Linked DNA regions of Mus musculus: region 1 is linked to region 2. The links are chromatin contacts, found by Hi-C or POLR2A ChIA-PET in ENCODE. All regions are on one chromosome and are shown on one strand. The core of a region is the stretch at or near the end of the contact, and the rest is flanking DNA. Distances in the headings are between cores, read along the strand shown. Region 1 holds the start of Ipo7 (importin 7). Region 2 holds the start of Zfp143 (zinc finger protein 143).

Region 1 (7,525 bases), core at 2,972-5,471, 43 kb after region 2:
CCAGCACAAATGAATGTTCTAAACACTTCTATTTATGTTTTTGAATTCAACAAATATTTCCTGTGTCTATTATGTGTCAGTCATTATGTGCTTAGAATGTTGTCAATTTTGCTATTAATATTGCTACCCTGTATAGTGAATTCAGTATCCAAAGCACTTCAACTGAAGTTATCAGAACTAAGACAGAAGTAGACGGAGAAAGGAAACAAAGTCTAGGCTTCACCAGCTTGTACATTAAGTATCATATGTAGCTCAAGTAACTTGGAGGACCTACTGATGCTACACACATCCCTAGGTTTTTACTTTTATCACTCCCTTGAACCACACAACACAGTGGCAGATACTATTTTAGTTACACATAAGGAAACCAGCACCCAACAGGTTCCACAGCCTGATATTCAACACAACGTAATGGGGAAAAAACTGCACCTGTACTAACATATAGACTTTTTTACGGAACATTTACAATAAACTGAACATTATAAAGATTTGCCAAGCGGTGGTGGCGCACGCTTTTAATCCCAGCACTTGGGAGGCAGAGGCAGGCGGATTCCTGAGTTTGAGGCCAGCCTGGTCTACAAAGTGAGTTCCAGGACAGCCAGGGCTATGCAGAGAAACCCTGTCTCGAAAAGATAAAAAAAAAAAAAAGGTACAAGGGGTCTAATGATGCAACTCAGTAGTACACAGGCTAATCTAATATGTAAATATCCCATCTCACATAAGAAACTTGACCACTGTTGCTATGCAGAGCAAGATATATTGTTGCACAGAGAATACAGTACAGAATTTTAAAATCTTTGTATTTATGTATGCATTTTCATATTTGTAGACATCAGCATATATTGACAAGGAGCTAGATTAGGTTCTCTATCACATAGGCCATTTGAAAATACTATCTAGGTTGGGCATAGTGGTGTGTCTGAAGTAAACTTAGATGACAAAGGACCATGTTTCAAAAAGAAACAAAAACAAACAAACAAAACACAGGTCCCAAACAGTTGTTAGTTCCTTAGTCTAATGTTTTTAATTTTAGTTATGTGATTATACGTGTGTGTGTGTGTGTGTGTGTGTGTGTGTGTAAAATGAGAGCTTTATAAAACAAGGGACGGAGATAGGAATGTAGTCAGAAAATGGAAACTACTCTACAATATAAGGAGACATTTGAAAAGATAGTTGAAGGAGTTGGTCAGGGAGATACCTTTATGAAGGGTTCCAGACCATCCAGATAAGATGAGCACACAAGCTCAGTACTCAAGAGTATGATTATATTTTCAAACTGAAAACTTTGCAAAGCTGGGCCTGGTGACACAGGCCTTTAATCCCAGGCAGGAGTGTACATTTCTGTGTTCAAGGACAGCCAAGTTGACAGAGCAAATTCTAGGCTATCCAGGAACTAAGACTCAAACACCCTCCCTCAAAAAATTAATTAAAATAAAACTGCTGAAAATATCTCCAGTTTTTAGCCATTGATTACCTCACTTAGTTAAGGGAATCATTCAAAAATGTCAAAGATCTTTTAACATGATGAGCAATGTTTAATGTCTAAGGAGTACAAAACAGCTTTAATGAATGAAAGAAAGTGTGCACCTTACCACACTGAGGTTAAATAAAAGCCTCTCAAAGATGTTCTTTTCTCATTCTTCAAGACTTATCTGGATTGTTTCCTAAGTCAGAGTAAACATTCTAAAAGTTACCTTAGGACAATTACCTAACAATCTAAATGTAGTAACTGAAAAACATACAAGAGCTAAAAATTACAGAAATGTCAGCCAAATTATACATTTTCTTTGGCAGAAAAGATTATCAGTATTCACTGTTCCATTGTACTCTAGAATAGCAGATCAATGGCTGAGTCAAGACTTTGATTAATATTTTGATTATTCCATTATCTTTTAAAACATAAGTAGTTAATATTTTCTCTGTCTATATATTATACTGGTGCTCATAATTAGACATGCAAAACTGGATGTGCTGGTACATGGGCTAGGAAAGCTGAGACAGAAAGATTACCCAGGAATCTGAGGCCAGCTTGGGTTAAGGGGTAAAACCCTGTCCAAAAAACAAAACTAAGCAAAAAAACTAGGAATGCAGTAACTGTTCACAGAATTTCACATTTGAAGTAAACATTTACCCAATCTTTATGTAAAAGAAATCAATTCTTTTAAAAAACAAATTTAAGAGCCCTGTGTATTCATGACAGAAATACCTAGGACAAAACTTTCAGGTTTTCTAGTATCTGGAAAGGAAACAGTCTCACTCTGCAGCCCAGGCTGGCCTGAAACTCCTGAGCAATCTATCTTCCTGCCTCGCCTCAGCATTCATTGTGCTGGGATTATAGGTGTAACCACATGATACTTGTTTTTATTACATGTATTAATATTCCATAAGCAGAATAATATTCATTGTACAGAAAATCCATCTAAAACAGAACAATTGATCCATTAACTTCTTGTATGATTTAATTACATTTTAAAGAGACAGTTTGTTTCACTTTACCATTTTACATCCCAAAGTAAGCTCTTGCCTAGGTGACTTTGGATCTAAAAATTTCAGTATACTATGATCCTTCAGCATGGTCTCATTTACATATAAATGACCTTTTCATTGTGAAATAATTTATTTGAACTGTGGGTGGTCTTGGATAACTGTAAATTCCTTGAAGGCAGGGTTATCTTTACTGCATGGTAAACTTGAGATGCTCAATTAATAGTCTCCCTGATGTTTCCTCTAAGTCAATGCTTTAAGATTTCTTTTCTTTTCTTTTTTGTTTTTTAAGAGACAGGGTTTCTCTGTATAGTTCTGGCTGTCCTGGAACTCACTTTGTAGAGCAGGCTGGCCTGGAACTCAGAAATACTCCTGCCTCTTCCTCCCAAGCGCCGGGATTAAAGGCGTGCACCACCACCGCTCGGCTAAGATTTCTTTAAACAAGGGTTTCTTTTTGCATTAAAAAAAAAAAAAGATACTTATATGTGTGTATAAAGCGTGCATATACAATTTAGTATTTGTGTATATGCAGTATACATATATATGTATATGAACACACACACACCAAAACACTGAGACTCAAAGAGACCTTACAGAGGCCTTTTTATAAACCTATTAAATTCTTACTAATATATAAAATAGCCAAGTTCAGAAAAAAAGAACGCTGATGAAATCAGTACAATAGAATATCAATATAACAGTTTTCCAAGGGGCACTGCCCAAAACACGTGGAAGAGAAACCAACTCTCCACTAATGTTGCATATGAAAGCTCTATAGGCTCTAGATTATCTCACTTGACCATCACAGCAACCGTACGGCCTAATTTCATGAATGAGTACAACTCAGGATCTGGAGGTGAGACTTGCCCAAGGTCACTCACTCCAGAAATCATTGAGGCTGCTATACCTAGAAGGTCGCACTTTATCTGACCCGTTCCACTACATCATCCCGCCTCCCAACTGTGGTACTAGGACAGTACCAGAGCGGGGATCGCACAGTGTAACCCACACTACCCCTGCCCTACCAGATCTGAAATCTGTCCCTAGCACCTCGCCGGCGAGAAGAAAGTTGTACCGGACAGGCAGGTCACTGATCCGCCAAGAGCACACACAAGGCTGTCAGGCGCAGCCCCCAGTGGACTAGCTAGCCTCCCCAGGAACCCCGGCCGACCGGGCGCCGGAAAGACTGGTCTGGGACACATCTCTACACCCTCCCAGTTTGTCTCGCCCCCTCCCGAGAGCAAACTGGGAGACAGCCAGAGGGCGGCGGGCCACGGGAGCCGGCCATGTGTCCAGACCGTCACGCCCGCCTAGCTCGGCCGGCTCCACACGCCCAGACCCGGGCCAGAGGCCCACTCGGAAGCCGACCGAGTGGCGGCCTGGACGCCGCGTCCCCACAGTGGAGCCTGGCACGGCGGTCAGATCTCCGCCCAACCTCTCCAAATGGGCTCGTCGGAGCTGTGCTCCGCGTCTCCAGCCAGGCCTGGAAGTCTTGGCCTGCCGGCCCACAAGCCCGCAGCAGCCGCTAGCCGGCCGTCCTTACTTCATTGAGCTGGCGCTCAGCGGCCTCGCGCAGGGCTGGGTCCATGGTGCCCCGGAGGGCCTCGATGATGGTGTTGGGATCCATCGCCGCGCGGTCGGTCAGACCCGGGACACCGGTGCTACTGAGGCAGAAATAGCGCCACTCACTGCGCACATGGACCGGCCGCGCTCCGCAGCGGCAACCGGCGCGAAAGGAAAGAGAAGCGCCAAGGCCCCGGATAGAACCTTCTCGCCTCGGCGTGGAGGCGGGAGATGCTCCGGCCACTTCCTGTCAAGTCTCCGGCGGAGCACCCTGGGAAATGTAGTCCCCAAACGCGGACACGGCCCACGTGGCTGGCTCCCACTGTAGTCAGTGAAAGGGACAACGTTCAAACGCCACAAAGAGAAAAGTAAAATAGTTACAAAATTTTATATGATATCCCTAGAGAATCTCAAGAAGTGTGTGATGCAATACGTTGTTACTAACTGTATAATTAAAAGAAATTTCTGTTTTGTTTTTGTTTTGTTTTTTGGTTTTTTGAGACAGGGTTTCTCTGTATAGCTCTGGCTGTCCTGGAACTCACTTTGTAGACCAGGCTGGCCTCGAACTCAGAAATCCGCCTGCCTCTACCTCCCAAGTGCTGGGAGAGTGCTGGGATTAAAGATATGCGCCACCACGCCCAGCTCTGTTTTGTTTTTTGAGACAGGCTTTTGACCTGAACTTGTTGCAATACCACTGCCTGAGCCTCCCAGATGGAACTTTCTCAACAATGATTTGAGATGAGTTTCTAAATGCCATAAAAACTGCTCCACTTTGATTCATTAATCTCATTTTGTAAGACTTTATCCTATATATTGAAGTTGTGCCTTATTAATGAGTGTTCAAATCTCAGCTACGTCATTATATAAATTATTTCTAAATTCAGAATAAATGCATAATGTCCATTAAAACTCCCTGTGTATGGATATTTAAACCTCTAATTCAGTAGTTCTCATCTTGTGGGTCTGTGGATCGTGACCCCTTTGTTGAATATCAGCTATCCTCTGCATATCAGATATTTACAGTATAATTCATAGCAGTAGCAAAATTGCAGTTATAAAGTAGCAATGAAAATGCTACTATCATGGTTGGGAATCATCATAATATAAGTAACTATATTGAAGGATTGCAGCAGTGAAAATATTGAGAACTACTGTCATACATCTCAAATCATTTTACCTTTAGAAATCAAATCAATTTTCAATTAGAATCTAAGGGAAGCTATATACTGAGCTTCAGGCAGGCCTGAGCTACAATGTTTGAACCTGTCTCACAAAGGAGCAACAGGGAGCTGTAGAAATGACTCAGTGGTTAGGACCTTATGTTCTTGAAGAAAGCAGGAATTCAGTTCTCTGTGTACAACATACTGTCCTTAAATTTGTAATCCTGCTCCACCCCACAAGTGCTGTACTACCATACTTGATTATAAATTCTCATGAAATAAGAATATTTTGGCCGGGCGTGGTGGCGCATGCCTTTAATCCCAGCACTTGGAAGGCAGAGGCAGGTGAATTTCTGAGTTCGAGGCTAGCCTGGTCTACAGAGTGAGTTCCAGGACAGCCAGGGCTACACAGAGAAACCCTGTCTTGAAAAACCAAAAAAAAAAAAAAAAAAAAAAAGAATATTTTGATTTTTTGCTTTAAATTCCTGCACTTAGAAGGCAGAGGTAGTCAGAATTCTGTGAGTTTAAAAACCAACCTGCTATACATATCAAGTTCTGCCTGGCTGCATACCCTGTCTCAAAAAAACAAACAAACAAAAACAAAAAGACCCTCAAAACAAAACTGTATTTACTTCTTATGGTTCTAATGTGTGCAGTGGCTGAAGTGATGTCTTCTCAATTCTCAGATTACTCATTTTGTCCCCCTTGAAACTTTCTTGCTCCATCTGGTATTTTGTTTCTGTCAATGGTGTTTATTCTTCATAGTTTTGTTTTTGTTTCCAGACAGGGTCTGGAACCAAACTCAGACTCAGGCTGGTTCAAATTCATTATGTTACATGACTTGCCTTAAACCAGTGATCCTCCTGCCTATCCCTTCTAAGCATTGAGAAGGCCAGGTAATGATTAATTCCATGTTGGATATTGTACATGTTACATGTCTGAGTGAGTTGCCTTATCTCTCTTTATGAATAAATGCATTGTCCAGATGAGCAGGTGGATTGTTTACAGTTCAGTAAAATACTTCCAGGTTTGGTTTCATGGGGTTTTTTTTGTTTTGTTTTTGATTTTTGAGGTTTTTCTTTGTTTGTTGTTTTGTTGTGTTATTAATTTTTGAAGCCGGTTTGCACATAGACCATTCTGACCCTCCACCTATCCGTACTGATGAATGACCTATTTTCTGCCTTTATCTTCAGCGTGATGGGATTACAGGTGAATACTATTATGTAGTCAGAATGAGAAATGGCCACAAGAATCAGGCATTTGAACACTTGGCCCCCAGTTGGTGGCACTGTTTGGAGATTTTTATGAGGTGCAGCCTTGATGAAGAAAGTATGTCACTGGAGACAGGGATGGGGGCCTTGGGAGTTGTTTACAGTAAATAAACCCTACCTACCTGCAGTCTTTGTACCTGCTTGGTGCTCTAGAAATTGGGGGTGTGAGCAGCTTCCTTCTAGCTGTCATGCCTCTACTCTGCTATGAACAACAGCCAAAACAAAGGCTTCCTTCCTTACGTTGCCTTCCATTACAGCAACACAAAACTAAGGAATACAATCACAATCAGTTTATTTGATTCTGGGGATCAAAGTTTCTGCCTGCTAAACAAGCACTCTGCCAACTAAACTACATCCCCAGCCCCAACTGTTTTTTTAAAGATTCTTTTAAAAAATTACTTAAACAAACAATATACATGGAGCTGGAGTGAGGAGCAAGTTCACATACAGGAGTGCAAGTTCCCTCAGAATCCAGAGGTGTTGGAGCTCCTGGAGCAGGAATGACAGGCAGTTGTTAACCACCTGACATGAGTGCTGGGAACCAAACCCAGGTTCTCTGAAGAGCAGTACACACTCTTAACCATTGAGCCCTCTTCCTAGCCTTTATCTGTCTATCTATCTATCTATCTATCTATCTATCTATCTATCTAGGGTCTTGTGCTGGCTAGTCTTCTGTCAACTTGACACACAAACTAGAGTTATCTGAAAGGAGGTTGCCTCAGTTGAGAAAGTGCCTCTATAAGATCTAGCTGCAAGTGTAGAGAGCTCTTGGTGCCACTTCAAGGATTTTGGCAAGAATTTGACCTTGGGCTAGGACAAGAAAGTAGGCTCAATATCTTGATCATCTTGATAAGATCCTGAATATGATGGGGCCTTTGTTAATGCTGTGTTTGTTCTTTGTACCAGAATGATATAAAAGCAGACTTGGAAAAATGAAACCCATTTCAGCACTTGTTGGAGTCATACCATAATGTTGCCTGCTGGCAGCCTATATAAAGGACTTATAAAAAGGAAGTTAACTTGCTTTTTCCTTGGTTGCTACTGCTG
Region 2 (6,885 bases), core at 804-3,303:
CCTGAGCCCCACATGGTGGAAAGAGACAACGCACTTCAGCTAGTTGTCCTCTGAACTCTGTACATACACTATGGCACAAACACACCAAGAAAATGAAAAAAAAAATGTAAATTTAGGTAGCTGGAGAGATGGCTCTGTGGTTAAAAATCACTGGTTGCTATTCTAGATGACCTGGGTTTGGTTCCCAGCACCAACATGATGGCTCACAATCAATCACTATAACTCCAGTTCCAGGGGACCTGACCCCTTCTTCTGGCCTCCCTGGGCACCAGGCCAAGTATTTTCTTGTTTAGTTGTTTGTTTGTTTGTTTTCATTATGAGACAAGGTTTTTCTGTGTATTCCTGCCTGGCTATCTAGAAATTCCATCTGTAGATTCACCTGCCTCCAGAGTGCTGGGATTATAAAGGCATGTACTAGCTCTATAGGCTTATTTTTCCCATTCCTGAGACAACCTCCAGTGTGACTGACTGCTGGCCTCCAATTAAGTACACAGCCAAAAATGACTCTGAACTGATCTTCCTGTCTCTACTCCCAAGTATGTATAGGTATACATTAGCATGGTGAGTTAATTTGCAGTCTTTAGGCCCGAATTTAAGGCCTTGTACCTGGTAGGTAAGCATTCCCCCACTCGCTATATCCTCAACCTGCTCTTCTCGTAGGATAGGGCCTTACTCCTAGGTAACTCAGGTTGGCCATAAACTCAATCTGTAGTGGAGGCAGGCCTTGAATTTGAAATTTCTCCTATTTTTGCCTTGATAGCTTAGATTTCAAAGTTGAACTACCAGACTTAGTTTGGACTATTTTAGGTGAATTTGAACGTGTGTATATTCTATCAAAAAGCTGTTATTAGTATACTTGAGATCAGGAACTCAGTGTGTAGCTAGCTGTAAATCTGTAATAAAGAGTAGTCTTGAAATCCTCTTGCCTCAGACTCCGATTGCTGGAATTATAGACAGAGACACCATGCCCAGATAAAACAAACCAAAATAAACAAAGGGGAAGAGTATTTGTAGAGTCGATTGACTCATCTCCAAATACTCAAAATGTCAGGGTAAGATTTATGCTTATTGTTTTGTGATCTTTACATTTCACAATGAATTTACTATATACTTAGAATGAAGAAAGTGTTAAAATGTTACACAAGTTTTTGCCGAATAGGGCTGAACGCATCTTTCCTAGTAAAATTTAGGACCAAACTGAACACAATCTGAAACGTGCAATTTCTCACATTCCCAACGGAATATGCCAGATGATTTGAATATTTCAAAAGGGAAGGCAGAACTTGATTCTAAACAAACAGATGGGCAGTGGTATTCATTTCTACTTATTGAAACATCGTTTAATGAAAGGGAGAAAGTAAAAAATGAGTGAACGAAAGTCCCATTATAAAACATTCCAAGAGACTATTTTTGAATATTCGATGTTAGGCCTCACAGACTTTTGAAGAAAAAAATTGTGAAAACGAATAAATGTGCCTACGATCAGAATAGGAAGAAACCCGGGGGCGATATGCAGGCGTGTCCCCAGCCGCGGGCCCCGCGCCCCTGCTGGGGCCTGCTGAGAACCGAGGCCCGGAGGCCCAGTCCGACCGGCTTCCACACCGAGCGAGCGCCCAGGGACTCGCTCCGCGCGAAGGTCAGGTCGAGCTGAGCCTCCCGGCTCCCGAGAGCTCCACCCTCCCCTCCTGCTCTCCCTCCCCTCAGCGGCCCCCTAAGGGGACAGGCGGGGCGCTGGGTGAAGGGGGGTGGGGTGGCGTCCTCAGAGGGAAAGGCTCCGCCGCCCTAGAGTGGCGGCCTCGGGTTATTAATAAACTCCGATTCTGCCCGGGCTGCGCTACGAAGGCGGCCGTAGGATCGGCCAGGCCTGAGGACCAGCATAAGCAGCTGGAGGGAGAGCCGGGGCCCGAGTGGGCCCGCGCCGCCGCACTGAGGGCGGCGGCCGGGCGGAGAATAATGCACACTGGGTAAAAACACATTTATATACGAACCTCCGAGAAAATTTTCCAACAATTCCTTCGTCCGACCACCATGCACCAGGACAGGAAACAGCCGCCCGGCCCCCAAGCCCCGCAACCCGCATAGCAATTCTGAGTCCCGCCCCTACCCTCCATTGGGCTGTCTTTACGTCACTCACTGGAAGACTCTTGCTCTCGATTGGTCTAGATTTAGCTGACGGGCAGGAAACCGCCACTAACTACGCCCACCTCACCTGCGTCATTGTTGCCTGACCTTCCTACCCGCTCATGAGTGGCTGGCGCCAGGTACGGAATCAAAGCTTCTGTGCCTGACTGGATGGCGAAACTGCTCATCGCGGACCACTCCGCCCCACGGACGAGTGAATTATGCCGATTCTGGGGCCCCAGCGGGAGGCGCCATTTTGTAGCAAGGGAGGGAGGTTCGTCCTTTTGATTGCCCGGGAGGGAAATAGGGTGATGGGCGCCATTTTCCCTACAGGGCTAATGTGGAACCCATGGAGCTCCCGGTGGCCCTGCCGGAGCGTGTATCGGAGGCCGGATGGGCCTTGCCTTTCTATTGCCGAGTGTTATTTCATTGGAAGGTTAGAGGAAGGCAGGAGGGCGGCCCGAACCTCCCACGCGCTCCCTAGGGGCTCTCGGAGTCGGCCGAGGCCTTCGCTTTGGGTCTCTGTGCCTAGCGCAGCTGATGCCGGAGACTGGGTTCGGAACCTGCCTGCCCTTCCCCAATCTCCGGGCATGACCATGCCATGGGAGGTTGAGCTTTCTGCTTCTGCGGAGATCCCGGCGGAGCCGAGCTTCCGCTGGGAGGCAAAGCGAATGCTCTTAGTGTGTCCGTGGACTTGTGGTCGCTCGGGTCCTTTGCATGCGCTTTCCCTGTTTTGTGAAACTGAAGGATGAAGAAAGCATCTGTTGGGCTCTTTAACCTATTGAGACATTAGTTGTGGCATGTGGTACGTTTTTTTTTTTTTTTAATCCTCTCGGCCCAACCCTTAAGCCATTTCCAATACAAGGCATTTCAGATAAGAGTGCAGTAGCCGCAGTACCAGGTGTATATTCCAATAAGATGAGGAGGTTGACCAGCATTAGCCGTCAGTCACTTGCATTTCAGGTGATGTCATTGATGAAGTCGAAAAATAGCCGGGAGAAACTTGAGTTTGTAACTAAATCTAGTCGGAACCTACAGTATTACCTTCTCTTGCCCTCACCCCATCTGAGACTTTAGTTTGCAGTATAGTTCAGTAGGCTATGAATTTAACCGGAGAGTATATCCCTAAGTGCTAAGAGTAGGCTGTATAGCCTATGCCACATAAGGCCCAATAAATCACAATTTTAAAATATTAATCTAACCAGGGCATAGTTACATAATCGGTACTCAAATGTCATTTGAAGGATCTCAGGACTTAGAATATACATCCTTTTATGGTTTTTGAGAGTGTGGCTGTCTGGCCTTGTATTTGCTATGTAGAGGGCAATTGATGACATGATCTTGACCTAATCCACCCACAACTCCTATCAAACCCTGGCAAGAAAGGTACATGACACCACTACTTTGTTTTGGTACTCTTGGACCTTTCTACCTCCACATGGCCAGTAATGGGATTATAGATAGGCATGTGCCACCATCTCTGGTTCTGAACAGTATTATTATTTTTTGCTTTTTTTTCCAGATGGGGTTTCTCTGTAGCCCTGGCTGTCCTGGAACTCACTCTGTAGACCAGGCTGGCCTTGAACTCAGAAATCCGCCTACCTCTGCCTCCTGAGTGCTGGGATTAAAGGCGTGCGCAAGCACTGCCCGGCCAGTATGAATATTGTTATGAACAATGGTTAAACATTCCTAGTGCAAATGCCACCACCATCTTGTTCATGGGTTTAATCCTCAAGGACACAAAACACTTGGACCCTTAAAAATTAGAATATGGGTCTCCAAGGTGAACAGCCTCTGGCATGTTGGAACAATGTAGCAGGAGATGTCAGAAAAGTTACCACAGGGATAACTGGCTTGTGGCGGCTTTTTGATCCTTCGATGTCGGCTCTTCCTATCGTTAAGCAGAATTCACCAAGCGTTGGATTGTTCACCCACTAATAAGGAACGTGAGCTGGGTGAGCTGAGTTTAGACCGTCGTGAGACAGATAAGGAGGTCGGCCAGTTCCTCCTGCCTTCTGCAAGAGGGTTCCCAGACTGCCCTTTGAGAATAAAATGGGAGGCCACAACCAAAGTCTTTTGGATAAAGCACCACCATGGACTATGCACTAGCACTAACCCGTTTGCCTGCCTTCCTTCCCAAGGCATAGATCTTACCCAGCATGGGAAAGATCCTCCCTCCCTCCCCCCTTCCACCATGCACTCAATAAAATAAAATGAATGAACGAAAAAAAAATTAGGGCATGACACTGGAATTTTAAAAAAGATTTTATTTAATGCTTCAGTGCTCTAACTGTATATACTGTATATATACAGCATGCCAGAAGAGGGCATCAGATCCTATTACCACCATGTGGTTGCTGGTTATTGAATTCAGGATCTCTGTAACCACTGTTATTTCTCCAACCACAGATGGCATTTTATGATCAAAACATTAAATCATTTTTAAGTTTAGTAAATCCTATACCTCAGGGTACTCAAGCTGTTAGGTGTTGTGATTTTATATATTCTATATATAGTAACCGTTTTAACATCACAAATGTCTCTAATTCTTTGTGAGCTTTGAAAGCATGAATATGTAGAACACTGATATGCTAGGCACATCTGTTTTTAAGATTGTTTTGGTAAGGTTAGGGTGGTACTAAGAGCCTTCCACTACTTGTGGATACCAGCCCATCAGTTTTGTGATTTGCTAGATTTTCTTGATTGCTTTTCAGGGCTAATGTTTGGACTCAAATCCAGCCTAATTCAGGCTATGAAAGCACTCTTGACACTGGAATTACAATTTTAAGGACTTATTAAGGCATAACACTTTTTAAAATGACTTCTTGCTACAAGCAGCTAAAGTCACATAACTACAACCCAGTGAATATGTAAAGCTAGTCTAATTTTTCAGATTCTACATTGTTTATCCTAAAATCAAGACACTGCTTAGCAATCTTTGGTCCACCTAGGTCATTTTGGGATAATACATGAGCTGAGAGGCCTAGGCCTTTTAAGTTAATTGCTCTATCAGGGCCATTTATTCTCTATTAATGATCACATTAATGTAGGGTTTCTTTCTCAGCTCATTGGCTGAAATAGTACCACAGGGATCACTACTGTTATTTTTGATTGGCTTTTCTTTTGAGACATGGCTTCTCTGATGCATAGCCCTGGCTATTGTAGAATTCATTCTGTAGACCCAGCTGGCTCCTAAGGCATTCAACTACCTGTGAAGGAGGGGACTAAAGGCATGTTGAAGGGTTTTTTGTTTTCTTTTTTTGGGTGTGTGTGGGAGCGTGGCATCATTTTGGTCCCTCTTTATATGCTCAAACAGAATAACCTTGTCAATTCCTTGGTAGGTGTGAAAAAAAGATTCTATCTGGATTACATGTAGATCAACTTGGAATACACTTGTGATAGATATATGCTTAGCCCAGAGAGTAGAACTATCAGAAGGCCTTGTTGGATTAAGTGCTCCCTGGAAGCCAGTATTCTGCTAAGCAACTTTTACACAGCACTTCGGGCACCATCCTACCTGGATGCTGCTATGTTGTCATCAGCTGCCTTGGTTGTGGTGTCTGTTCACAGCGTAAAACCCTAAGAAAATACTGTAGCATTAGCAGATCTACATTTGGCAACTTGAATCAATTAAAAATAAAAGGAGTGCACATCTTTGCTTGTGAGGTAAAGGGTCTCTATGTTGGCAACTTGACCCACAAAGTTCCAGTATAGCAAGACTAGCTATTGAAGCCAGTCACTTTTTTTTTTTTTTTTTTTTTTTTTTGAGACAGGGTTTCTCTGTGTAGCCCTGGCTGTCCTGGAACTCACTCTGTAGACAAGGCTGGCCTCAAACTCAGAAATGCCTCTGCCTCCCAAGTGCTGGGATTGAAGGCATGTGCCACAACACACGGCTAGCCAGTCACTTCTTAACAGGCATGGTGCTATAGTAAGTTCTGGCCTTTTATGACCAAATAGCTGCTAAAGACCTTGAAATAACACTTTTTTTTTTATCATGGCGGACTTATTTAATATTAAGACTGTATAATTTAGTCATTTGCCCAAATATCATATGGCACTCAAATACAGGGAGACTTATATAGAATCACTTTAGTTAGTTAAAGTTACAACCTAGCTCTAATAGACCTCTGGGAAATACTATTTGTTGTTCAATTTAAGAAACTGTTCTGGACCGGGTGTGGAGGCGCATGCCTTTAATCCCAGCACTCGGGAGGCAGAGTCAGGGGGATTTCTGAGTTCCAGGACAGCCAGGGCTGTACAGAAAAACCAAAACCAAACCAAAAGCCAAAAACAGAACCAAAACCAAAAAAATAACCTGTTCTGGGTCTGGAGAGATAGCTTGAGTCCCAGGTTCAATTCTCACCATACACATCTCACAGCTAACCATCTAATTCCTGAAGACTGAATAAGATCCCCTGAACCCTTTGGTAAAATTTAGATGTGTGAAAAGAACTCAGATAAAAATTCCAGGTTAAGTGTAAGAAGAAAATTTTGATTTGCCTGCTATATTGTAACTATTGATTCTAACTAAAACTACCAATTCTAACTTGAAAAATATATAACCTCTGTAAATGATAATTTTCATTGTGTTTAAAACCAACTTAAACCTTTTTTGATATATGGTTTTCTAGTAACAATGTGAAAATTGGATTAATTTAAATATTAGTGAAGTTTAAAAATTAAAAAAAAATTGATTAGGTACAGAAATGTAAAGGAAGACAATAATGTTAATTACATTATGCACCCCTTCACACAATGTTGAAT

What was found. Hi-C counts contacts between places; a loop is a spot of excess contacts on that map. ChIA-PET counts read pairs that join two places held with the same protein, here RNA polymerase II (POLR2A).
Region 1: a map of left cerebral cortex shows a loop between it and region 2 (7-fold over the local background). The contact joins the promoter of Ipo7 here to the promoter of Zfp143 in region 2. A Hi-C loop is called at or near these places in 6 of 37 maps with a recorded cell type or tissue (gastrocnemius, heart and left cerebral cortex). POLR2A ChIA-PET finds 5 or more read pairs at or near these places in 4 of 5 experiments (Patski and embryonic stem cell).

What each region holds. Positions count from the first base shown.
Region 1 is chr7:110,015,011-110,022,535 of GRCm38, reverse strand. Ipo7 (importin 7) reads right to left here and starts at 4,221. Exons shown (of 25, transcript NM_181517.5): 1 at 4,028-4,221. The coding sequence starts at 4,111.
Region 2 is chr7:110,056,879-110,063,763 of GRCm38, reverse strand. It overlaps Zfp143 (zinc finger protein 143), which reads right to left and starts at 2,053. Exons shown (of 16, transcript NM_001374618.1): 1 at 1,989-2,053.